Linked DNA regions of Homo sapiens: regions 1 and 3 are each linked to region 2. A link is a loop called in an ENCODE intact Hi-C map of the cell type or tissue named here. Cell type or tissue: gastrocnemius medialis. All regions are shown on one strand.

Evidence for each region. Peaks named below come from ENCODE experiments on the same cell type or tissue, not always from the same donor. Only the 100,000 strongest peaks of a DNase experiment are listed, where the experiment ranks them.
Region 1: it touches region 2 in a loop (2.6-fold over the local background); 3 of 110 quality-filtered maps call a loop at or near these places.
Region 3: it touches region 2 in a loop (3-fold over the local background); 2 of 110 quality-filtered maps call a loop at or near these places.

What each region holds. Positions count from the first base shown.
Region 1 is chr6:31,616,922-31,624,921 of GRCh38, forward strand. AIF1 (allograft inflammatory factor 1) reads left to right here. Exons shown (of 6, transcript NM_001623.5): 6 at 1-94. PRRC2A (proline rich coiled-coil 2A) reads left to right here and starts at 3,794. Exons shown (of 31, transcript NM_004638.4): 1 at 3,794-3,937; 2 at 5,769-5,980; 3 at 6,811-6,988; 4 at 7,340-7,439; 5 at 7,529-7,601. The coding sequence starts at 5,869. SNORA38 (small nucleolar RNA, H/ACA box 38) reads left to right here and starts at 6,158; the gene lies at 6,158-6,289. RefSeq lists enhancers at 6,910-7,857, 7,858-8,000. In gastrocnemius medialis, no CTCF peak of the experiment used is centred here; DNase peaks (open chromatin) are centred at 3,170 and 3,620; H3K4me3 peaks cover 2,560 bases; H3K27ac peaks cover 3,725 bases.
Region 2 is chr6:30,612,909-30,620,908 of GRCh38, forward strand. PPP1R10 (protein phosphatase 1 regulatory subunit 10) reads right to left here and starts at 4,335. Exons shown (of 20, transcript NM_002714.4): 1 at 4,316-4,335; 2 at 3,570-4,090. It overlaps MRPS18B (mitochondrial ribosomal protein S18B), which reads left to right and starts at 4,932. Exons shown (of 7, transcript NM_014046.4): 1 at 4,932-5,035; 2 at 6,585-6,693; 3 at 6,801-6,898; 4 at 7,013-7,081. The coding sequence starts at 4,958. RefSeq lists an enhancer at 4,593-5,161. In gastrocnemius medialis, no CTCF peak of the experiment used is centred here; DNase peaks (open chromatin) are centred at 2,133, 3,933, 4,513 and 4,873; H3K4me3 peaks cover 5,040 bases; H3K27ac peaks cover 6,487 bases.
Region 3 is chr6:31,826,605-31,834,604 of GRCh38, forward strand. It overlaps HSPA1B (heat shock protein family A (Hsp70) member 1B), which reads left to right and starts at 1,134. Exons shown (of 1, transcript NM_005346.6): 1 at 1,134-3,650. The coding sequence starts at 1,347. The coding sequence ends at 3,272. RefSeq lists enhancers at 62-873, 897-1,526, 1,527-2,155, 7,449-8,000. In gastrocnemius medialis, a CTCF peak has its summit at 3,514 (motif pointing left); DNase peaks (open chromatin) are centred at 407, 977, 4,097, 7,997 and 2 weaker places; H3K4me3 peaks cover 3,418 bases; H3K27ac peaks cover 6,621 bases.

The DNA of each region.
Region 1 (8,000 bases), 1.0 Mb after region 2:
GGGATTGAAGGGGCTTCTAATGACCCAGATATGGAAACAGAAGACAAAATTGTAAGCCAGAGTCAACAAATTAAATAAATTACCCCCTCCTCCAGATCAAGTCAGCTTAGTTTTTATTTGGGTGATTTTTTTCCTGGGTTTGGGAAGGAGAGACAGGTCTTGAGGGAAAGGTGGCAAGGATTTGGCCATATGAACAATCCATCAACAACGCTATAGTGTGTCCACTACAGCAGATGGTTTCACGCACCAAGGGGGATTCCAGCTGTGTAAGACAGCCTTAACCTCAAAGAATGCAGGCAGGTCAAAAACACATGTCCAAACAAGGTACTCAGGCCCATGACAGATTTCATGAAGAGCAAGGAATACCATGAACCAACATTCTCCACCACTATAAGCTTTGTCACTTTGACAAATCACTCAGCCTCTGTGAGGCTTTTTTCTAAAAATGGGGATAAAGTGACCTATGCTATTGTGCCTGACATATCATAAGCCCTCAATAATGTTTAAAACTTGAATGAGCCGGGGCCGATGGCTTATGCCTGTAATCCCAGCACTTTGGGAGGATGGGGTGGGCAGATCACCTGAGGTCAGGAGTTCGAGACCAGCCTGACGAACATGAAGAAACCCCGTCTCTACTAAAAATACAAAATTAGCCTGGTGTGGTGGCGCATGCCTGTAATCCCAGCTACTTGGGAAGCTGAGGCAGGAGAATCTCTTGAACCCAGGAGGTGGAGGTTGTGGTGATCCGAGATCGCATCATTGCACTCCAGCCTGGGCAACTAAAAAGCGAACTCCGTCTCAAAAAAAAAAAACCGAACATACAAACAAACAAAAAACACTTGAATGGGTAGATGAATGAAAGAACTGGTGCTATTAAATAAAGCAAAGAATTTACAGCTGGGCGTGGTGGCTCACGCCTGTAATCCCAGCACTTCAGGAGGCCGAAGCGGGCAGATTACCTGAAATCAGGAGTTGGAGACCAGCCTGGCCAACATGGTGAAACCCCATCTCTACTAAAATACAAAAAATTAGCTGGGCATGGTGGCAGGTGCCTGTAATCCCAGCTACTCGGGAGACTGAGGCAGGAGAATCGCTTGAACCCGGGAGGTGGAGGTTGCGGTGAGCCGAGATCACGCCATGGCACTCCAGCCTGGGTGACAAGAGTGAGACTCTGTCTCAAAAAAAAAAAAAAAAAAAAAAAAAGACTGGAAGGAGAAACTCATTGGAGACAATGACTATGGACATCCCTTTTAAGAATTTTGCTGCAAAGGGTAACAAAACGGTATGTGTGGTAGCCGGCCGGGGAGAAGGGAGAAGAGAATCATTTTGGAAGTTTGAAAACAGAAGTCATCTTAAATCTTACTGAGCCTCTGACTAAAATTCTCATCTGATTTCCGCAAACTTTTCTGCCTTCACTTTTCATAATGAATAAGCCGCCTCCTTTATTTAGCCATATCAGCCTAGGCACAGGCCCCCAAACTCATGCCTCCACTAATCTGTTCTCTGCACCTGAGATGTACACCTTCTTCTGAAACTTGGGTAAGTTCTAACTCGTTCTTCATATCTATTTATTTATATATTTTTGACAGATATCTACTCCGATCATTCTTCATATCATTTTTTTTTTTTTTTCCTGAGATGGAGTCTCATGTTGGCCAGGCTGGTCTCCAACTCCTGACCTCAGGTGACCCACCCACCTTGGCCTCTCAAAGTGCTGGGATTACAGGCGTGAGCCACTGCTCCCGCTCCCGGCCCTTTTTTTCTTCTTTTTCTTTTTTTTTTTTTTTTGAGACGTAGTCTCACTCTGTCGCTAGGCTGGAGTGCAGTGGCGTGATCTCAGCTCACTGCAACCTCCGTCTCCCAGGTTCAAGCGATTCTCCTGCCTCAGCCTCCCAAGTAGCTGAGACTACAGGCACGCGCCACCAGTCCAGCTAATTTTTGTATTTTTAGTAGAGACGGGGTTTTGCCATGTTGGCCAGGATGGTCTCCATTTCTTGACCTTGTGATCTGCCCGCCTCAGCCTCCCAAAGTGCCAGGACTACAGGCATAAGCCACCACGCCCGGCCTCATATCTCTTAATAAGAGTTTTTCTAGAAACATTTCTCAATCACCCCAGGCATAATCATATTTTATTTCTCTACTTCTTTCTTTTTTTTTTTTTTTTGAGATAGAGTTTCGCTCTTGTTGCCCAGGCTGGAGTGCAATGGCACGATCTTGGCTCACCACAACCTCCGCCTCCCAGGTTCAAGCGATTCTCCCGACTCAGCCTCCCGAGTAGCTGGGATCATAGGCATGCGCCACCACGCCTGGGTAATTGTATTTTTAGTAGAGACGGGGTTTCTCCATGTTGGTCAGGCTGGTCTCGAACTCGTGACCTCAGGTGATCCGCCCGCCTGAGCCTCCCAAAGTGCTGGGATTACAGGCGTGAGCCACCGCGCCCATCCTTCTTTTTTTTTTTTTTTTTTTTTTTTTTTTGAGACGTAGTCTTGCTCTGTCACCCAGGCTGGAGTGCAACCTCCGCCTCCCTGGTTCAAGGAATTCTCTGCCTCAGCTTCCCGAGTAGTTGGGATTACAGGCGCCCGCCACCACGTAGGGCAAATTTTTGTATTTTTAGTAGAAATGGGGTTTCATCATGTTGGCCAGGCTGGTCTTGAACTCCTGATCTCGTGATCCACCTGCCTAGGCCTCCCAAAGTGCTGGGATTACAGGCGTGAGCCACCGCGCCAGGCCTTATTTCTCTACTTCTATAATATCCTGTGCATTATCTCCAGCGCCTTCAAATCATAGTCATTGAATGATCTGTTGAATGGGTATAACTCTGATGGGAGCAGAGAGTTCTAGAATCGGGTAGTAAGAGACAAAGGAGGGTAACAGTACTGCATTTCACAAAATGAAACCCATTGTTAAGAAATTACAAATTCCCAATAATTTCAAATATAAAAATTTATTCATGAAAATTATAGGTTATAAAATTAAATGTCCGTCTTAGTCGATGGTTGCCCATATTTTGATGAACGAGTCATTCCTAGCCTATCTTTGTTCAAATGATTTGCATACATTATGCAAATAGGTAGAACTGCCCGAAGAATGCCTACGCTGCGTGGTGCGGACGAAACGCTTCCCGGGGCCTTTGGATTGGTCTGTCTAGCCACCTCATTTGCATGACGTAATATAATAACTGGAAGGCCCCGCCCCTCTGGTGCATTTCCCCGCTCCAACCACCTCCTCAAACTCACGGCAAAGGGATGCGAGAGCTGGAACTCTTACCAGGCCTGCGGAAACTCAGCCCTCCGGCAGCTAATCCCGCCCGCCAGCCCCCGTCCTCTCTCTCTTTCTCCCTAGCTGAAGGCGCCACGGGCCGTGTGTCGTTGCCTTCCACTTTTGGCGTCCCAACGTCTCTCCGCTCCCATCTTTCTACTAACGTCCGACGCACGCTCCGCCTCTTTCTCCCACATTCGTCGTGTAAATTCTGCGTCCCAACCGCCCAGCCGACCTGCACCGCATTCCCGCCCCCTCAACACGGCTCAACGGCCGACGCTGGGGGCCCGCCTCCTTAGCCAATCGGGGTCCTAGTGCCCTTAAGTCCCTCCTCTTTATGCAAATAACCTCCGCATGCTCCGCGCGCCCGGCCCTTTTTTTTTTTTTTTTAAACTAAAGACAGCCCTGGAAGTAGAGGGTTAGGGTAGAAAGTGCCCCGCCCTTTATGCAAATTAAGGGGCGTGTCTAGGCGCGGAGGGAGGTGGGAGGTGGGAGGGGGTGCTCCCGGGGGCGGCGGTTGCCCGGATGGGCCGTTAGTCGGGGCTCAGCCGCGGAGTGAGCGAGGGAGACGGGAGGAGCCGAACCCGGCGCCATCCGCCGCCATCCTCCCCCGCCCCACCGCCATCCCGTCCCGGGGAGCCCCTAGGCCCGGGTCCCGGATCCCCGCGCACCCGGCCAGGTGAGTCTGGGTGAACCGTGCGCTGACGCCCTTTTCCGGCGCGGGAGAGGTGGTGGCGGTGGCGGTGGCGGCGGCGGCGGCGGTGGTGGGCCGGGGGGAGGAGAAGCTGCCATTAGCCGCCGCCATTTTGTCCTCCTGCTGCCGGGCCTGCTTGCCCCTCCCCCTCCGGTACCTCTACTCCGGGACCCGCACCTCCGGCAGTTCATTCAGGATCCGTAGTCTGCCCCTAACCACCCACCGTCTTGGCTTCAGGGGGTGACCCCTGCGCCTGGGTCCGTAACTCCCTACCCTCCGCTGCGCTCCTGGCTTTTCACCCCCATTTGTGGGCCCCCTCCCCGGCTGCCGCCCCGTGGTGGTGGGCCGCGCCCGACGGTTCTCTCGGAAGGGCGCTTTTCCTCCATATTGGACCCCCTCCTATCATCCAGCGCTGTGTTCCCCCCTCTGGACGCCCCTCTTCGTGTCGAGCCACTCCCACTCTAGAATCCTGCTTTTATCCCAGCATCTTTGCTTTCTATGTTGCTCAGTCGCCCTATGTCTGCTTTTTCATTTTTCCTGTTCCTCGTCTCCTTTCTCCCCCAACCCCGTTTTTCTTCTTGGGCCTCTGCCCCCTTACTTCGTTGTCTACATCCTTTTTTTTTTTGCCATTCCTGTTTCCATATATTTTCCACCTGCTTTCGTATTCATTATTTTCTGTTAGTTTTGGTCTATTCGCTACATGACTCTTGTATTCGTTTTCCCTTCATATATTTATCTTCACAGATTGGCCTCCTCAAACACCTACGAAGCAACATCCATCTTATCTCTAGCTTGTCATAAAGTTCTTTCTCCCCAATTTTAGCTTTCATTCTGGGCCTGTCTGGATTTCCCTGCTTTCTTCCCCACTATTTCTCATCTCTTTACACTGTTCCCGTCCATAAACGAATGCCTGGTCACTCTGGAATGGACTGAGAGACCTGTCGTCCGGCTTGCTTAGGGAGCTGGAGGTATCGAGTAAAGAAACACTGGTGATGGACATTTTTAATGAGGATAGGAAAACGAAGATGGCTCTGGCCTTGGCCCTCTGTTTTCTGGCCCATGGTTACAGGGTGCTAAGGTGGCTCCATAATGCTTTTTCTCAGTTCTTCATATGGTAAAACAGTATTTCATCTGGAGGCGATTTTTTCCAGGAGCCAATACAGGAGCAAGTTTAGGAAAAGATGGGATATTTCAAATACTTGAGGTTCCTATAGCCTGGGAGTATGTACAGCCCTAGTTGTTCTATGAGGATTTCTCTGGTACCAACCCCCATTCCGGCTGAGCAAGCTCATAAAATCCTTAAACTCCCAGCATACCTTCCTGCAAACCTTCCCAGATGGACACGAGGCTGCTGGGCTGGGAGCCTGGGGTACAGGGCCCTGGGGGCATGATTAGGGAGCTTGTGTCCAATAAACAGGGAATCTAAAGTGTTGTTTCTTCTTCTCTGATGGAATTGTATGCTTCTTTTTTAGTTTTCTCTTGCTTGAATTTGTCCTGTTGTAAGTCTCTGAAACGATTTTGGTGGAGAGAGAAGAGATTATTACTTGTAGGGAATTACTCTTTGTAGACAGGCACAAAGGGCAGAGTGTTTATACTAGGAGGATGCTGGATTTTTACTTAGATTTCCTTGACAAAGGTGTCTGGGGGAAAGGAGGGAACATGGCATTTGAGCTATGAGGGAGCTAAGTAGATCATGGTTGCTTGAGAAGAGTGGGCAGTTTACATAGACTGGAGGAAAAGACACCAGAGGGCCTCATATCTGAGTCCCTAATGATAATGCAATGGAGTTTTTAAGTTTCTGTTATGGTCTGTACAGGGGACAGAGACTGAGACACTTGCTGTCTGGCCCACAGGCTCTGGCACGTTTTGGGGGAGGTGCCTGCAGGACCCAACATACTCAATGAGCTTCCAGCGCAATGTCCGATCGCTCGGGGCCGACTGCCAAGGGAAAGGATGGAAAGAAGTATTCCTCGCTCAACCTGTTTGATACGTATAAGGGCAAGTCCTTAGAGATCCAGAAACCCGCTGGTGAGAGTCCTGCAAAGATGCTTCTGATGGTTGAAAGCTAGGCATGCATGGGGCATACGTTTTAGAGCTCTTTAAAGGGAAGTGGCTGTAGTAGAAATACCAAAAGACTAGAGGAGATTTCCCAACTTTACACTGGGTCCTTTAAAGGGGGTGTGGGCTCTGGGTGAACACCAGTTATCCTCCTACAAAGGCGTGTCTGTGGTTCCCTGTCTTTGGACACGTAAGAATTGGAGGAAAATAAATGTGGATTTGGGAAACTTTGAGGCCAGCTTGCTTCTTGCAGGCTCATGATCAACCAATCTCACATAAAAGTATTGAATGTTACATATCTCAGCCTTCTTGATAGGGATTTCATAGATTTTTTTTTTTTTTTTTTTTTTTTTGAGACCAAGTTTAGCTCCTGTTGCCCAGGCTGGAGTGCAATGGTGTGATCTTGACTTACCACAACCTCCACCTCCTGGGTTTAAGCGATTATCCTGCCTCAGCCTCCTGAGTAGCTGGGATTACAGGCATGCGCCACCACACCCGGCTAATTTTGTGTTTTTAGTAGAGACAGGGTTTCTCCATTTTGGTCAAGCTGGTCTTGAACTCCTGACCTCAGGTGATCCGCCTGCCTCGGCCTGCCAAAGTGCTGGGATTGCAAAGTGTGAGCCACCACAATCAGCGCGATTTCAGAGATTATTAAGGGCAGGGGAAGGAATCCCTTCTAAGAGAAGTTTGGAGGAAGTAGGTAATAAAATATTCAACATGTATAAATGTGTCCCAGGATAGGAGGCCATCAGATCTCCCACATGAGGCATTTTCGACCCTCTCTCCGTCTTGTTCTCCAGTTGCCCCTCGCCATGGCCTGCAGAGTCTCGGGAAAGTTGCCATTGCCCGGCGTATGCCACCTCCAGCCAACCTTCCAAGCCTGAAAGCCGAGAACAAAGGCAATGACCCCAATGTCTCACTAGTGCCAAAAGACGGAACAGGATGGGCAAGCAAACAGGAGCAGTCCGACCCCAAGAGGTAGACAGAGGCTTGGGGGACCTAGAGTGATGGGTATTTTAACTTGAACTTCAGGGAGCATTGGGGCTTGGTTTAGTCCAGCCACGTCTGAGCCAGAGACGAAGAGGTCCCTTTCTTACCTATTGCAGGTTCCTTGTTAAATGACTAAGGAATGGTACTAAACTTTAGCTTTTTGTCTTGGAGAGAGAGCATGAAAAAATAGACAACAGCCTACAAAGGATGACAAAATTAATTTGTCCTTATATTTGTAAATGGTAGCAATGGGCATGATTTCAGTCCTGAGTCTCCACCAGTTGGAGAAGTCAGGGAGGCATCTCAGGTGTGAATAACCTTCCCATTCTGTCCCCTCAGTTCCGATGCCTCAACCGCTCAGCCGCCGGAATCGCAGCCACTGCCGGCTTCACAGACGCCTGCCTCCAACCAGCCGAAACGACCCCCAGCAGCCCCCGAGGTACCTGGAGAACTGGAGGGGTGGGGAGGAAGAATGGTTCATAGCTGCCCCACCCACATCATTTATCATCTTTCTGAACACTTCCCCAGAACACTCCTTTGGTTCCAAGCGGGGTAAAGTCCTGGGCACAAGCCAGCGTCACCCATGGAGCACATGGAGATGGTGAGTGCAGCACTTAATTGGGGAGCTGTGTCTGGGCACCATGGGATGCATGAACCCTGCACTGTATTTTCAGCCAAGTGACCTTGGTCCTCTTTGGCTAAATCAAGGACCACCCATATTCAGTTTCATGGAGGCACATGAGCAAGTTTAAGTCTCAGTCTTATATGATGGAGTGTAGTGGTGCCAGAACTGACCTCCTTGGGGAATAAGCAGTTATTCTGTAGGGGGGTGAGTTTGAAGGCGGGAAACCTGATGGTCTGGTACCTGTCAGAGCCTTCCACTTTTTTTTTTTTTGAGACGGAGTCTCATTCTGTCACCCAGGCTGGAGTGCAGTGGCGCAATCTCGGCTCACTGCAACCTCTGCCTCCTGGGTTCAAGCGATTTTCCTGCCTCAGCCTC
Region 2 (8,000 bases):
GAAAGCTTAAGAAAGCTTTCTGGAACCACAAGTAATCCACGGCATGATTATGTCTTCTTTTAATGAGCTGCTATTTTCTTGACTGCAGAACATACAGAAGGTGGGGAGTGAGGTAGCAACCCCCTGGCCTACCTCCACCTCATCCTAAGCTATGCGTTCCTTATGGAGAATGTTTCAGGCAGAGCCATACTCTACTGGCACAAGGCATTGGGGAATTTTCTACCATTTTTACCAGAGATAAACGTCTGTGACACCAACTCCTGCCTTCAAAATGAATTTTACTTGAGGGTTATTCAATTAAATAGGGTGAAAAAATATCCAGCATAGCTAAAGTTATTCCACACCCATCACCAATGAAACAGGACTGAATTGGTTCAGGATAAAAATTCTGTGCAAGTCAGAGCTCTTTAAAAAATAACTGTCTTCTAACAAAAGGAGAAAAAAGTCCCAAATTTACCTTAATTTAGAGGCACTTCTGGAAATGAAAATGATTTGTACCTAACCCCTTATGTTCCCCTTCCTTTCTTCAGTGTTTTAGGCACTTCCTAGTTTGACACAATAGTGGACTGAATTATGTCTCTCAGGTGATTCATCACAAGGTCATAGCTTTCTTCCAAGTAGTAAGCCCCTACCCCTCAGTCATTTTGCAAACCTGATACATGAGCTCCTCAAAAGCTTATCTGCCTTCCAATAAAGATGCAAAATGATATACCACCCTGACTCATAGAAAAAGACCCCAGACTAGAACTCTGGCCACAAACTACAAGGATCAGGTTTTCCAAGATTTTCTGAATGGATGTGGTTCCCCTAGTAGACCTGGCTTCCCATCTCCCATGTTAAGGAAGATCTTCTTTATTAATCCCCTGGCTCACTAGAGATCAGGAACCCCAGTGGGTAGAATGTTCAGCTCCCAAGGAAGATATGCTGCAGAGGCACATGGCAAACTGCTTAAAAGAAAAAAACAAAACAAAACAAAAAAAGCTTGTAGTCAACAGACATGTGAAGAGTCCCTCCCATCCAATCCAGAAGCTTAAGTAATAATTTGAGAATCTGTACCCAGTAGGAAGTTAGCCCTAAGTCTCACCCAGGTCACCAGAGGGCAGTTATACTTTCCAATTCTGCCTAGAACCTCCACGCTTCAGTGCAGGACTTTTAAAAATTAAAATTATATGGAGAGTCTGATAAAGATTTGACTTTGAAAAATTTGGGGGAAGAAAGGAACCAGACACCCAATACCACCCTCAGATAGGGCATGGCTTCTGAACATGCACCAAATGCCACAGCACTGCATGAGTTGAAAAATGAAGAGGACATCATTTTTTCATTAATGCTTTTAGGAATTTCTTTTAGAAGGGAAGGAAAAAGAAATTCAAAAAAGGTGGCTCTTTGGGGAAAAAAAAAAAATGAAAGTTGTGAAATGTAATACCAGAAAGGTTTTGCTTACCAGAAACCGTAGCTTGATTCCCCCTGCCTTGAGTTTACAACTGCCGCCTCCTTTCCTAAAGATTCACTTCTTATCCTAGTACCAATGTACAGGAACTAATCAAGTGCAGAACGTGATACAGCACTGAATACAGTTTATCCCCAAACTGAGAGGTGGGAATGAGGGCGATTTAGAAGAAAGTCCTAAAAGTACCCACCTTCCCCCGATTCTCATTACACAAAGCGACCAAATGCAGGAGGCCCACTGGTTCCTAAGCAGAAATGGCACACTTCAGTGTCATTAGGCCCGTTTATCTCCAAGTTACTCTTGCAAGCCCTTGTGTCTTTCCCATCTCCCTCTACACACATATATACATACACACACGCTCACACACATCCTCAAAGCTTCCCAGTCTTAGGTTTGCCTGTTTTTTCACCCCTGGCAGCTGAAGTGGGGAAAAATTACAAGCAGTTGTGATGAGTGAAGGAAAGTGAAAATAAAAACTGGTTCTATAAAAACTAGAACTACACAGAGATGGACAGCCTTGATACTTAATTCCTATAAGCTCCTATCCCTTTAAGATATTTTATATAATGAAAATAAGGAAAATGTCTTCTCCCTAGCAGCAACGAGCACAGGCAGTGCAAAAGCATCTGCTCAGGGGTGGAGCTTCAAGAGGGTGGAGAGAGGAGGAAGAAAGCTGATTACATCACCTTTCAAGGCTGCTCCTCCCACTTGACCAAGTTTCTAGGGCGGCCCTAAGCTCAGGATGGCAAAAGGGGGAGAAAAACAACAAAGACGGAGGGACGCCATTTTGTAATGGAGAAAGAGGACTTAAACTAAAAAGCCACCCGGCTCTGCCGGTAGCTTCAGTTACATTATAAAACACCTTTTTAGTAAAAAAAAAAAAAAAAAAAATCAAAAACCAGTTCCCCATCGTGAATAATCTTTGACCTATTTTGATCAGTAAGAGCGTAGTGAAAATTAAAGCAATTAAAATATTAAAAAGAACAATTTTCTGCAGGGAAGAACTGAATTTGCAACGGAGGTTCAACCGGCTACCATCGACCACCCCCATCCTCCCTATAGAGGGAAAGGGGGAGGAAGGACTTGGACCCCTCTCAACAAATAGGGTTGAGGTGGGAGGACAGGAAAAAAAATGGGTCAAGACACAACCTGCAACGCCGCTTGGAAGACAAAAGGACAAGGAAAGTCGCCATATTGAAGCAGGGAAGAAAAAAATTCCTTTTAACGACACAAATCTTTTAGAAAGCTAGCATTCAATTGCACTAAATGGCTTTTAAAATTATACTCCTAAATTCCACATTTCCCAACCTTTCCACCCTCTATTTAACTGTACCTCCCCCACCAAAAAATATCAAGTTAAAATGTTAATCACTCTTTTGCTTTTAAATACCTATGCAATCTGCAACAATTATAAGACATTCTTTACCTCCCCAACTATTATCTTGTATGTACTGGCACTAAGATTATATTTTGTCCTAAGTGTCTTGCAATCTTTATTCCTAGATTGCCACCTATTTTAACCACACAAATATACCCCAAGCAAATTACATTAAAATTGAGAGGATTTAACAGTCATTTAAAAAGTTATAGCGAGCTATTACTTCTCTCTGCCCATCTCCTTACCCTGCAATCTTTATGTACAGATTGCTTATTAATCTGGCAAATTGAAAGGCACCCTGCTTGTCTCACACACAAAGAAGTGGTACTTCTGGGCCACAAGATCCACCATCTCTTGTATGTGAGCTCATTAACCCTTTTGAAGACTGCTGCTAACCAGAGGAAGGTAACCATTCCTCCTTATATAAACACATATGGCTTTGGCAGTCTGGAAATTGGCTGGATTACCAAGGGTTAACCATCAAAATCCTCACTTGCTGGCCCTCCCTCCACCCTCTCTTTGCCTGCAGCAAGGCAGGGAAGAGATAGGTGGTAGGGGAGAGAGAACAAGACTGTTTAGACCCACAGGCCCTTTTTAATGGAGATTAAGTGACCAGATTGGTCCTTCTCCAGTTCTCTATTTGTTCTATGGTCTCATTTCTTCCTCTCATTATTTTTGGTTTCACAACGGGAAACGTTGATTTCTTGTTGCAAGGCTGGTTTTTGAAAATTCGACACTTACTATCCAATTTTTTTGCGACGTCAGCACCTCGGGCTCAGGGGGGAGGGGGTAAAATTTTGGAGGAAAAAAAATAAAACAACCAACCAGGACCCAAAACTCAATTATTTAGGGGGCCTCATTGGATCAAAAAGTCTTTTAAAAAATAAAGGCCAACTCAGTATTCATTTCCCCCCCACCCAACTCCATTTAGGGAGGGGGGTCGCAGAAAAAAGTTCTGAGTGGATTCAAAAAAGTAAACGCTGGATGAGTGAATTTGGGTGGTTTGGGAAGGGAGGGTGGTTGATTATTTTTGAAGTTATGTAGTGACGGTCCTTCGGCCACAGATTTCAAGTCCCAAGCAGCGTGGGCTGGTGGGGTGGGCAAGATAGGTGGGAAGGGGCAGAAGACACAAGTGGTTGGGCTGGTGGCTGCTGTTTTCCCTTTCCCCCCTCTCTCAGGATCCTTTCAAGGGCTTAGATGTTGCTGCGGCTTGTTTCTGTTTTCCTCGTGGCCGGCCTGTCTTTCTCCGAGAAAATTCAAACCTGGGATAAAAGGAACACAAGGGAGAAAGATGTAATCAGTACGGGTTGCTTCAAAACACTCACAAATGCCATCTTTGTTGTCCCCAAACAAACCTGTGTCCCATCCTGATCGCAACCGCTTTAAGCCGTGGCTCTCAAATGAACCCATCCATCCCTATCCCGCTTCCCAGATCCAACGCTCTCCGCAAAATTTTACCCACTAGACGACAAAGTAGGCAAACTTACCTCTAAACGAACCCCAGAATGGCGGCCGCCCGCTCGGGTGGAGTCTTTTATACCCGGACGCCGCCCAACGCGCCCAAACGTGCTAGTGAAACGCCCTTGTCGCGAGACATTATACGCGAGGCGTGAACTCATTGGTCAACCCAAATGACAACTCGCCAACTGATTGGCTACTCTCACTTCACCTTTGCTCCGCCCCTTTCCCTGGCACTCTCTTCCGCCTCCTTCCTGCCTCCCTGTCGCGTGCGCGTGACCAGGAGCCTAGCACCTCCCTTTCCTCTGCTTCCGCCACTTCCGCCCTGGAGAACATTTCTCACCCAGGATTGGTAGAAACCTAAGAGCGCATGCGCACTGAGAGGATACCGCTAAAAATCGCCTTCAAAATTGCTTAAAAGGCAAACTTTAACAATGCGATCTAAGAGTCGTAGTGACTGGCCAAAAAAAACCGCAATTTTGGGGTCTAATTCGATTGTGACGCAGTTGAAATTAGCTTCTCCCCCATGCCTTCCCTTTCACGCTTCCGTCCTGACGCAAACGTGGGGCCGCCTTCCGCACTGCGGGCTTGTCCTTGGCCCTGCCCTACTCAGTTTCCTGAAGCATGCGCAGTTGCCTTTCCGTCAATTCCTGTCCTGGGCGTACGTCAAGATGGCGGCGTCTGTATTAAACACCGTGCTGAGGCGGCTTCCTATGCTATCTCTCTTCCGAGGTTCTCACAGAGTTCAGGTAACTCTTCGAAAGACATTTTGCACAACCTCAAGTTGGTTATACCTTCTCGAGGTTGTCGCTCCACTGTCAGGAATCCACGAGTGGAGACCTTCCCACGTGTGTCTTAGCTGTCTAGGCAGTACTTCCTGCAACCCCCCCCCCACACCCCGCGCATTTTCTAATCCCGAGCCGAGGACTAAACGCCAGGGTTAGGTATCATCCTTTTTCCAAAATGCCATTTCAGTAAAATAACTTAAGTGATGGAATTGACCCCTGTCCACCCTCAGTCATGCATAACCAGCTTTTTAAAAATTATTTAACTAATTAAGGGGCCATGCTAATCTCTGTATCGTTGCAATTTTAGCATAACATATGTACTCCCCAAGCGAGCGCCACAACCAGCTGTTAACTATGCAAGTGGTGACTAAATCTGTGTTGCTCTGGAATGTCCTTGGGGAAATTAGGGATCCCAATTTCTACCAACCTTGCTATTTCTCAATAAGGTCAGGATATATTCTTACGACCTGAGGACAGTTTCTCAGCTCTCTTTATTAAATCAGTTTCTTATCGGAGTTATGAGAGCTTAACTCCGTCCTTTGAATTGAGGTTTCCCTCCAGTCTTGTGTACTCACCTCTCTGGAGGTTCTTGGTGGGGCACGGTGAGATAGGAAGGCTTGCCCAGCTGCCACTCCCTAAAGTGGGACTGAAGAGTGGTGACAGAGGTCAACACAGAAATAATAACAGCCTTGGTAGCTTTAAAACTAGCGTTAGGACTCAAGTTTGTTCTGCCCTGTAGAATGTTGACCTTCAGCTTTTATGAAAATGGGCAACTCAGTGACTTCATTGGATTGATTTGGAGACTCACCTGTCTTCTGCATCCCCTCCCCACCACACATCTTAGTTCCAAGAACCTAGATATCCTTCCTCTTACTTTATTCTTCCACCAGAGTCAATTTATTTCCAAAAAGCAAGAATACCTTTTATGTACTAGATTTTTTTTTCTTTTTTCTTTACACGAAATCTCACTCTGTTGCCAGGTTGGAGTGTAGTGGCGCAATCTTGGCTCACTGCAACCTCCGCCTCCCGGGTTCAAGTGATTCTCTTGCCTCAGCCTCCCGAGTAGCTGGGACTACAGGCGCATGCCACCACGCCGAACTAATTTTTGTATTTTTAGTAGAGATAAGGTTTCACCATGTTGGCCAGGATGGTCTCGATGTCTTGACCTCATGATCCGCCTGCCTGGGCCTCCCAAAGTGCTGGGATTACAGACGTGAGCCACTGCGCCCGGCCTTGTACTAGACTTTTTATTTGTCTTCTGAAATAAGATTGTTTTTTAGGCATATATCCCCTAACTTAGCTTTTCTTTCAGGATCCAATTGTAGAAAAGGAGAGTGGTTGTTGATTTATGTCAATTTAAACCCAACAAAAATACTTAACTTACATATGCATTCCTGTTATATTCCATTAATGCAGTATGTGTGCATTCCTCCTTTCCAAAGTGTGATAAGCAAAACAATTTAGTCCTTTCCTTAAACTCATTCTTTTATTTTTTTCTTCTCCTTTGTAGGTTCCCCTCCAGACTCTTTGCACCAAAGCTCCCTCTGAGGAAGATTCTTTGTCCTCAGTTCCCATTTCTCCTTATAAGGATGAGCCCTGGAAATATCTGGAATCAGAAGGTACCTCTAAAGGGGGAAAGGGAGGGTCAGATAGGATTTGAGATAAGTGGACAGAGCCACCCACTACACTCCCACCCAGGAATAACTTGTATGATCTTTCATTTCAGAATACCAGGAGCGATATGGTTCTCGCCCCGTCTGGGCTGACTACCGCCGCAACCACAAGGGTGGTGTACCCCCACAGCGGACTCGGAAGACATGTATTGTGAGTTTCTGAGAGTGGGATGTGGAGTGCGGGGAGGCCACAAGTAACAGTAACAGCAGCACTTTTTCTGACGTGTTTGAACATCCTTAACTGCTGTTTTTTTTCTCTCTACAGCGTCGGAATAAAGTTGTTGGGAATCCCTGCCCCATCTGTCGAGATCACAAGTTGCATGTTGACTTTAGGGTAAGGAGAGTCTTTTCTTTTTAGGGTAAGAAAAATAAAGATTAGGGGCTGGGCGCGGTGGCTCACGCCTGTAATCCCAGCACTTTGGGAGGCCAAGGCAGGTGGATCATGAGGTCAGGAGATCAAGACCATCCTGGCTAACACGGTGAAACCCCGTCTCTACTAAAAATACAAAAAATTAGCCGGTTGTGGTGGCGGGCGCCTGTAGTCCCAGCTACTCAGGAGGCTGAGGCAGGAGAATGGCGTGAACCCGGGAGGCAGAGCTTGCGGTGAGCTGAGATCGCATCACCGCACTCTAGCCTGGGCGACAGAGTGAGACTCCGTCTCAAAAAAAAAATAAAATAAAATAAAAAAAATTAAAAAGAAAAATAAAGATTAGGAGCCCCTTTGCAGTGCCAAAGAGATTACTGTAGGTGCCCCACACTTCGTATATCCAGGAGGCCCTACAGTCCGTTTTATAGTAACTGTTTCTGGCATTATAAAAACATCCCTCCAGCCTTTTACCTTCTACTATGGATTGTACTGAAAGTTTTATCCTATGCCTATGAAATTTACAGTCTAAATTGGCAGGTAAGAGAAATGGCTGTTTTTTTTTTTTGAGACGGAGTCTTACTCTGTTGCCAAGGCTGGAGTGCAGTGGCGTGATCTCAGCTCACTGCAACCTCCGCCTTCTGGGTTCAAGCGATTCTCCCGCCTCAGCCTCCCAAGTAGCTGTAACTACAGGCTTGTGCCACCAAGCCCAGCTATTTTTTGTATTTTTAGTAGAGACAGAGTTTCACCATATTGGCCAGGCTGGTCTCAAACTCCTGACCTTGTGACCCACCCGCCTCGGCCTCCCAAAATGCTGGGATTACAGGTGTGAGCCACCACACCCAGCCAGCGAAATGGCTATTTCTAGTGGGAGAGCCAATATCCAAAG
Region 3 (8,000 bases), 1.2 Mb after region 2:
CTTTCCAGCATCACTCCACACAGTTTGCTTAAAGAGGGCCACCTGCCAAACAGCTGTAGTATGTGATGTTAAAGAGAGCTAAACACCCCCCGCACCTCCCTCCCAGGGTCACCATCTTGTTAAATTTGACCTAAAAACGGTAACAGCCTAGGGGTTTCAGGGACAGACAGAAAATCTTACTCGGGACTGTGAGGTCCTACTTCTACACACCGTCCAGGAGTGAACCAGGAATTGAGAAAGTAGGAAGGAGGTGTCCCAGACCCCAAGCTAGGAATGGGGAGGGAAATGGAGGAATCCCAAATGCCTTAAGGACGGCCTACATACTAAGGAAAATTTTTTTCTAACTCCTGGTTGCAGCTGAGGGGAGCGGCTGAGGGCGGGGACAGGGGTGCGGCGGACCCACTGCTCCCATTACCCGACCAGCGCCTCCCTTCCTCCTTGGATGGGTGCCCCTGTCTTGCTAAGAACTGCCTGTTTACACAACTGCTTTCCTTGTGAAAATTTAAAGGCTCCTATTCCCAGTTGTTCTATCCTTGTAGGTTAAAGATTATGTCAAAAACTATATTGCATTATCTCTTTCCTTCTCCTTCCCATTAAGACGGAAAAAACATCCGGGAGAGCCGGTCCGTTTCTCAGGCAGACTAGGCCATTAGGTGCCTCGGAGAAAGGACCCAAGGCTGCTCCGTCCTTCACAGACACAGTCCAATCAGAGTTTCCCAGGCACATCGATGCACCGCCTCCTTCGAGAAACAAGGTAACTTTCGGGTTCTGGTTGTCTCCAAAGTCATCCGACCAATCTCGCACCGCCCAGAGCGGGCCCTTCCTGTCAATTACCTACTGAAGGGCAGGCGGCCAGCATCGCCATGGAGACCAACACCCTTCCCACCACCACTCCCCCTTTCTCTCAGGGCCCCTGTCCCCTCCAGTGAATCCCAGAAGACTCTGGAGAGTTCTGAGCAGAGGGCGGCACCCTGCCCTCTGATTGGTCCAAGGAAGGCTGGGGGGCAGGACGGGAGGCGAAACCCCTGGAATATTCCCGACCTGGCAGCCTCATCGAGCTTGGTGATTGGCTCAGAAGGGGAAAGGCGGGTCTCCACGACGACTTATAAAAGCCGAGGGGCGCGCGGTCCGGAAAACGGCCAGCCTGAGGAGCTGCTGCGAGGGTCCGCTTCGTCTTTCGAGAGTGACTCCCGCGGTCCCAAGGCTTTCCAGAGCGAACCTGTGCGGCTGCAGGCACCGGCGTGTTGAGTTTCCGGCGTTCCGAAGGACTGAGCTCTTGTCGCGGATCCCGTCCGCCGTTTCCAGCCCCCAGTCTCAGAGCGGAGCCCACAGAGCAGGGCACCGGCATGGCCAAAGCCGCGGCGATCGGCATCGACCTGGGCACCACCTACTCCTGCGTGGGGGTGTTCCAACACGGCAAGGTGGAGATCATCGCCAACGACCAGGGCAACCGCACCACCCCCAGCTACGTGGCCTTCACGGACACCGAGCGGCTCATCGGGGATGCGGCCAAGAACCAGGTGGCGCTGAACCCGCAGAACACCGTGTTTGACGCGAAGCGGCTGATTGGCCGCAAGTTCGGCGACCCGGTGGTGCAGTCGGACATGAAGCACTGGCCTTTCCAGGTGATCAACGACGGAGACAAGCCCAAGGTGCAGGTGAGCTACAAGGGGGAGACCAAGGCATTCTACCCCGAGGAGATCTCGTCCATGGTGCTGACCAAGATGAAGGAGATCGCCGAGGCGTACCTGGGCTACCCGGTGACCAACGCGGTGATCACCGTGCCGGCCTACTTCAACGACTCGCAGCGCCAGGCCACCAAGGATGCGGGTGTGATCGCGGGGCTCAACGTGCTGCGGATCATCAACGAGCCCACGGCCGCCGCCATCGCCTACGGCCTGGACAGAACGGGCAAGGGGGAGCGCAACGTGCTCATCTTTGACCTGGGCGGGGGCACCTTCGACGTGTCCATCCTGACGATCGACGACGGCATCTTCGAGGTGAAGGCCACGGCCGGGGACACCCACCTGGGTGGGGAGGACTTTGACAACAGGCTGGTGAACCACTTCGTGGAGGAGTTCAAGAGAAAACACAAGAAGGACATCAGCCAGAACAAGCGAGCCGTGAGGCGGCTGCGCACCGCCTGCGAGAGGGCCAAGAGGACCCTGTCGTCCAGCACCCAGGCCAGCCTGGAGATCGACTCCCTGTTTGAGGGCATCGACTTCTACACGTCCATCACCAGGGCGAGGTTCGAGGAGCTGTGCTCCGACCTGTTCCGAAGCACCCTGGAGCCCGTGGAGAAGGCTCTGCGCGACGCCAAGCTGGACAAGGCCCAGATTCACGACCTGGTCCTGGTCGGGGGCTCCACCCGCATCCCCAAGGTGCAGAAGCTGCTGCAGGACTTCTTCAACGGGCGCGACCTGAACAAGAGCATCAACCCCGACGAGGCTGTGGCCTACGGGGCGGCGGTGCAGGCGGCCATCCTGATGGGGGACAAGTCCGAGAACGTGCAGGACCTGCTGCTGCTGGACGTGGCTCCCCTGTCGCTGGGGCTGGAGACGGCCGGAGGCGTGATGACTGCCCTGATCAAGCGCAACTCCACCATCCCCACCAAGCAGACGCAGATCTTCACCACCTACTCCGACAACCAACCCGGGGTGCTGATCCAGGTGTACGAGGGCGAGAGGGCCATGACGAAAGACAACAATCTGTTGGGGCGCTTCGAGCTGAGCGGCATCCCTCCGGCCCCCAGGGGCGTGCCCCAGATCGAGGTGACCTTCGACATCGATGCCAACGGCATCCTGAACGTCACGGCCACGGACAAGAGCACCGGCAAGGCCAACAAGATCACCATCACCAACGACAAGGGCCGCCTGAGCAAGGAGGAGATCGAGCGCATGGTGCAGGAGGCGGAGAAGTACAAAGCGGAGGACGAGGTGCAGCGCGAGAGGGTGTCAGCCAAGAACGCCCTGGAGTCCTACGCCTTCAACATGAAGAGCGCCGTGGAGGATGAGGGGCTCAAGGGCAAGATCAGCGAGGCGGACAAGAAGAAGGTTCTGGACAAGTGTCAAGAGGTCATCTCGTGGCTGGACGCCAACACCTTGGCCGAGAAGGACGAGTTTGAGCACAAGAGGAAGGAGCTGGAGCAGGTGTGTAACCCCATCATCAGCGGACTGTACCAGGGTGCCGGTGGTCCCGGGCCTGGCGGCTTCGGGGCTCAGGGTCCCAAGGGAGGGTCTGGGTCAGGCCCTACCATTGAGGAGGTGGATTAGGGGCCTTTGTTCTTTAGTATGTTTGTCTTTGAGGTGGACTGTTGGGACTCAAGGACTTTGCTGCTGTTTTCCTATGTCATTTCTGCTTCAGCTCTTTGCTGCTTCACTTCTTTGTAAAGTTGTAACCTGATGGTAATTAGCTGGCTTCATTATTTTTGTAGTACAACCGATATGTTCATTAGAATTCTTTGCATTTAATGTTGATACTGTAAGGGTGTTTCGTTCCCTTTAAATGAATCAACACTGCCACCTTCTGTACGAGTTTGTTTGTTTTTTTTTTTTTTTTTTTTTTTTGCTTGGCGAAAACACTACAAAGGCTGGGAATGTATGTTTTTATAATTTGTTTATTTAAATATGAAAAATAAAATGTTAAACTTTTTCTTGTCTGTTAATATGTGAAGATAATGGATATTTGCGGAGGGATAGTGTCTGAATACCATCTATCTTTATAGTCTGAAAAGAACAGTACTGCTGAAGAGTTATACGTGTAGGAGTTAGAGCTACACATATTTTTGTTTGGGCTTAATTGTGGGCCTTAAGAGAAATTGCAGGTGCCCGTCTTGATTAGAGTGGGGCTTGTTTCAGGGAAAAGTCGGATGGCAGCTGCAAAACGGTATTGGAGGGGTGGTTGAGGTGGGTTCACTGGGGCGGGGAGGGGAGGGGTGGTGCTGAGATGGGATTATGGTGGTTTTCTCTCCCTCTTCTACTTAGTGAGCGGAGTCCACAAAAAAATGCTGACTTTTTTTTTTTTTTTTTTTGAGACGGAGTCTCACTCTCACTCTTGTCGCCCAGGCTGGAGTGCAGTGGCGCAATCTCAGCTCACGGTAACTTCCGCCTCCCGGGTTCAAGCGATTCTCCTGCCTCAGCCTCCTGAGTAACTGGGACTACAGGCGCCTGCCACCACGCCTGGCTAATTTTTTGTATTTTTGGTAGAGACAGGGTTTTACCGTGTTAGCCAGGATGGTCTCAATCTCCTGACCTCGGCTCATATTCATTTATATGTGGAATCTAAACAGTAGAACTCAGAAGCAGAGAAGTGGTGGTCACCAAGGGCTGTGGGATGGGGGAATGGGGAGACGTGCAAGGGAAACAAAGCCTTAGTCAGGAGAAATAAATTGTATTTTTTTTTTTTTGAAACGGGATATTGCTCTGTCACCCAGGCTGGAGCACAGTAGAGCTCACTGTAGTCTCAAACTCCTGGGTTCAAGCAATCCTCCCACCTTAGCCTCCTGAGTACTGGGTCTACAGGTATGTGCCATCATGCTCAGCTAATTTTTTGTATTTTGTAGAGACGAAGTCTTGCTGTGTTGCCCAGGTTGGTCTCGAACTCTTCAGCTCAAGCGATCCCCTTGTCTAGTCCTCCCAAAGTGCTGGGATTATAGGCGTGAGCCACTGTGCCCTGCCAGTTTTTGTGTTTTTTTTTGGGGGGGTGGTGGGTGGAGGGTATATATTGCATGGCATGGTGAAAATAGTTAATAGTGTATTGTATATTTCAAAATTTCAAATGTTCTTGTCACAAAAATATTTGAGGTGATATGTTAATTAGCTTGATTTAATTACTCCATATTGTGTTAATAACTACTTTGTACCAATATATGCAACTAAAGTTTGTCAATTTACAAAAAGAATTTAAAAATCAAATAAAATGGGCCAGGTGCGATGGCTCATGCCTATAATCCCAGAATTTAGGGAGGGTGAGGTGGGCGGATCACTTGAGGTCCGGAGTTCAAAACCAGCCTGGCCAACATAGCGAAAACCCATCTCTACAAAAAACAATAGAATTAGCTGGCCGGGCGTGGGGGCTCACGCCTGTAATCCCAGCACTTTGGGAGACCGAGGTGGGACGGTTGGATCACCTAAGGTCAGGAGTTCCAGACCAGCCTGGTCAACATGGTGAAACCCTGTCTCTACTAGGTGGGCACGGTGGGGCATGTCTATAATCCCAGCTACATGGAAGGCTGAGGAAGGAGAATCACTTGAACCCTGGAGGCGGAGGTTGTAGTGAGTTGAGATTGCGCCACTGTACTCCACCCTGGGTGACAGAGCAATACTTCATCTCAAAAAAACATAAATAAAACGGTTAAAGTCCTGTGTTGCACCTTTGTGTAAATCCTTACCCTCTAGGGTTTTAAAATGTTTTAAATCCTTAAAACGTTTTAAGGATTACATAATACTGGAAATCCTCCTTGAAAGTGTATAAAAGAAAAGGAATATAGTAAGTTTCTTTGGTTTTGGGGCCAAGTTTTTTTTTTTTTTTTTTTTTTTTGAGACAGAGTTTCACTTTTGTTGCCCAGGCTGGAGTACAGTGGAGCAATCTCGGCTCACTGCAACCTCTACCTCCCAGGTTCAAACGATTCTCCTGCCTCAGCCTCCCAAGTAGCTGGGATTACAGGCACCGGCCACTATGCTCAGCTAATTTTTTGTATTTTTAGTACAGACGAGGTTTCCGCCATGTTGGGCAGGCTGGTCTCGAACTCCTGACCTCAGGTGATCTGCCTGCCTTGGCCTCCCAAAGTGCTGGGATTATAGGCGTGAGCCACTATGCCCGGCCCTTGGGCCAATTCTTAAAGGCCTGTTTTATTAATGAAAGAGATGAACTAGGCCAGGCGCGGTGGCTCACACCTATAATCCCAGCACTTTGGGAGGCCGAGGCGGGCGGATCACCTGAGGTCTGGAGTTCGAGACCAGCCTGACCAACATGGAGAAACCCCATCTCTACTAAAAATACAAAATTAGCCGGGTGTGGTGGCGCATGCCTGTAATCCCAGCTACCCTGGAGGCTGAGGCAGGAGAATGGCTTGAACCTGGGAGGCGGAGGTTGCTGTGAGCCGAGATCGCGCCATTGCACTCCAGCCTGGGCAACAAGAGCGAAACTCTGTCTCAAAAAAAAAAAAAAAAAAAAAAAGAGGAACTAAAGCCTCTGACCATAGCACTTAGTAAAGGCAGCTTAACTGCCAAAACAGCAGGAATTAGGGCTTTCTGTATATATATATATTTTTTTTAAGGCAGGGTCTCACTCTGTTGCCCAGGCTAGAGTGCAGTGGTATGATCACGGTTCATGGCAGCCTCGACCTCCTGGGCTCAATTGATCCTTAGCCTCCTGATTAGCTGGGACTACACGTGTATGCCACCACCCATAGCTAATCTTTTTTTTATATACTTGCCAGGCAGTAGAGGGAACAAATACTTTAGCTTTGAGCCATGGCTCTCCACCGTAATGGAACAATAAAACGATTAAGGGATGCTAAAAAAATACAGATGCCAGGCCTCTCTCAGGCCAATTCAGAATCTCAAAGAGGGCAGTGTAGACATTTAAAGCTGCCCAGGTGTTTGTAATTTGCAGCCAATGTGGAGAAAACCACTGAACTGGGCTGGCCACGGTGGCTCACGCCTGTAATCCCAGCACTTTGGGAGGCCGAGGTGGGAGGATCACTGAGGTTCACCAGTTCAAAACCAGCCTGGGCCAACATGGTGAAAACCCCTGTCTCTACTAAAAATATATAAAATTAACTGGGTGTGGTGGCAGATGCCTGTAATCTCAGCTACTCAGGAGGCTGAGGCAAGAGAATCACTTGAACCCGGGAGGCAGAGGTTGTAGTAAGCCGAGATCATGCCACTGCACTCCAATCTGGGTAACAGAGCAAGACCCTATCTCAAAAAAAAAAAAAAAGAAAAAGAAAAAAAAAAAAAGGAAGAGGCCAGGCTCGGTGGCTCACACCTATAATCCTGGCACTTTGTGGAGGCCTAGGCAGGCAAATCACCTGAAGTCAGGAGTTCGAGACCAGCCTGGCTTACATGGTGAAACCCTGACTCTACTAAAAATATAAAAATTAGCCAGGCATGGTTGTGTGCACCTGTAATCCTTGCTACTTCGGAGGCTGAGGCAGGAAAATCGCTTGAACCGAGGAAGCGGAGGTTGCAGTGAGCCGAGATCCCGCCACTGCTCTCCAGCCTGGGCAACAGAGTCAGACTCCGTCTCAAAAAAGAAAAAGATACCAACACACACAACACACATCACCAAACATCATACGCGTTTATAAATGGGGGCGATAGGAAAGGGTCCAGAAAGGATTTGAAATGACTTATGAGTTTCAATAATTTTTTTTTTTTTGAGACAGAGTCTCGCCCTGTCGCCCAGGCTGGAGTGCAGTGGCGCAATCTCGGCTCACTGCAAGCTCGGCGTCCTGGGTTCACGCCATTTTCCTGCCTCAGCCTCCCGAGTAGCTGGGACTACAGGCGCCGCCACCACACTCTGCTAATTTTTTTTTAGTAGAGACGGGGTTTCACCGTGTTAGCCAGGATGGTCTCGATCTCCTGACCTCGTGATCCACCTGCCTCGGCCTCTCAAAGTGCTGGGATTACAGGCGTGAGCCACCGCGCCCGGCCTAATTTTTAAATAAATAGAGACGGGGGTTGGGTGTCACTATTTGCCCAGGCTGGTCCCGAACTCCGGGCCTCAAATGATCCTCTGCCTGGGCCTGTCCAAAGTGTTGAGATTACAGGCGTGACCTATTACGTCCGACCTGCCTTTTGGGTTTTTGGTTTTTGTTTTGTTTTGTTTAATTGAAGGTTAGGGTGCCTGACAGTCTGCGGGATCGAACTGGGAGGCAAATTCAGATTTCGCTGGGGGAACGGAGTGCGAAGTGTCAGGGTAGCTGGACGCTAAACTGGCGCAGCTGCGCGCGCCCGCGCGCGCGCGGGAAGAGTCCCAGGGTCATTAACGGACCA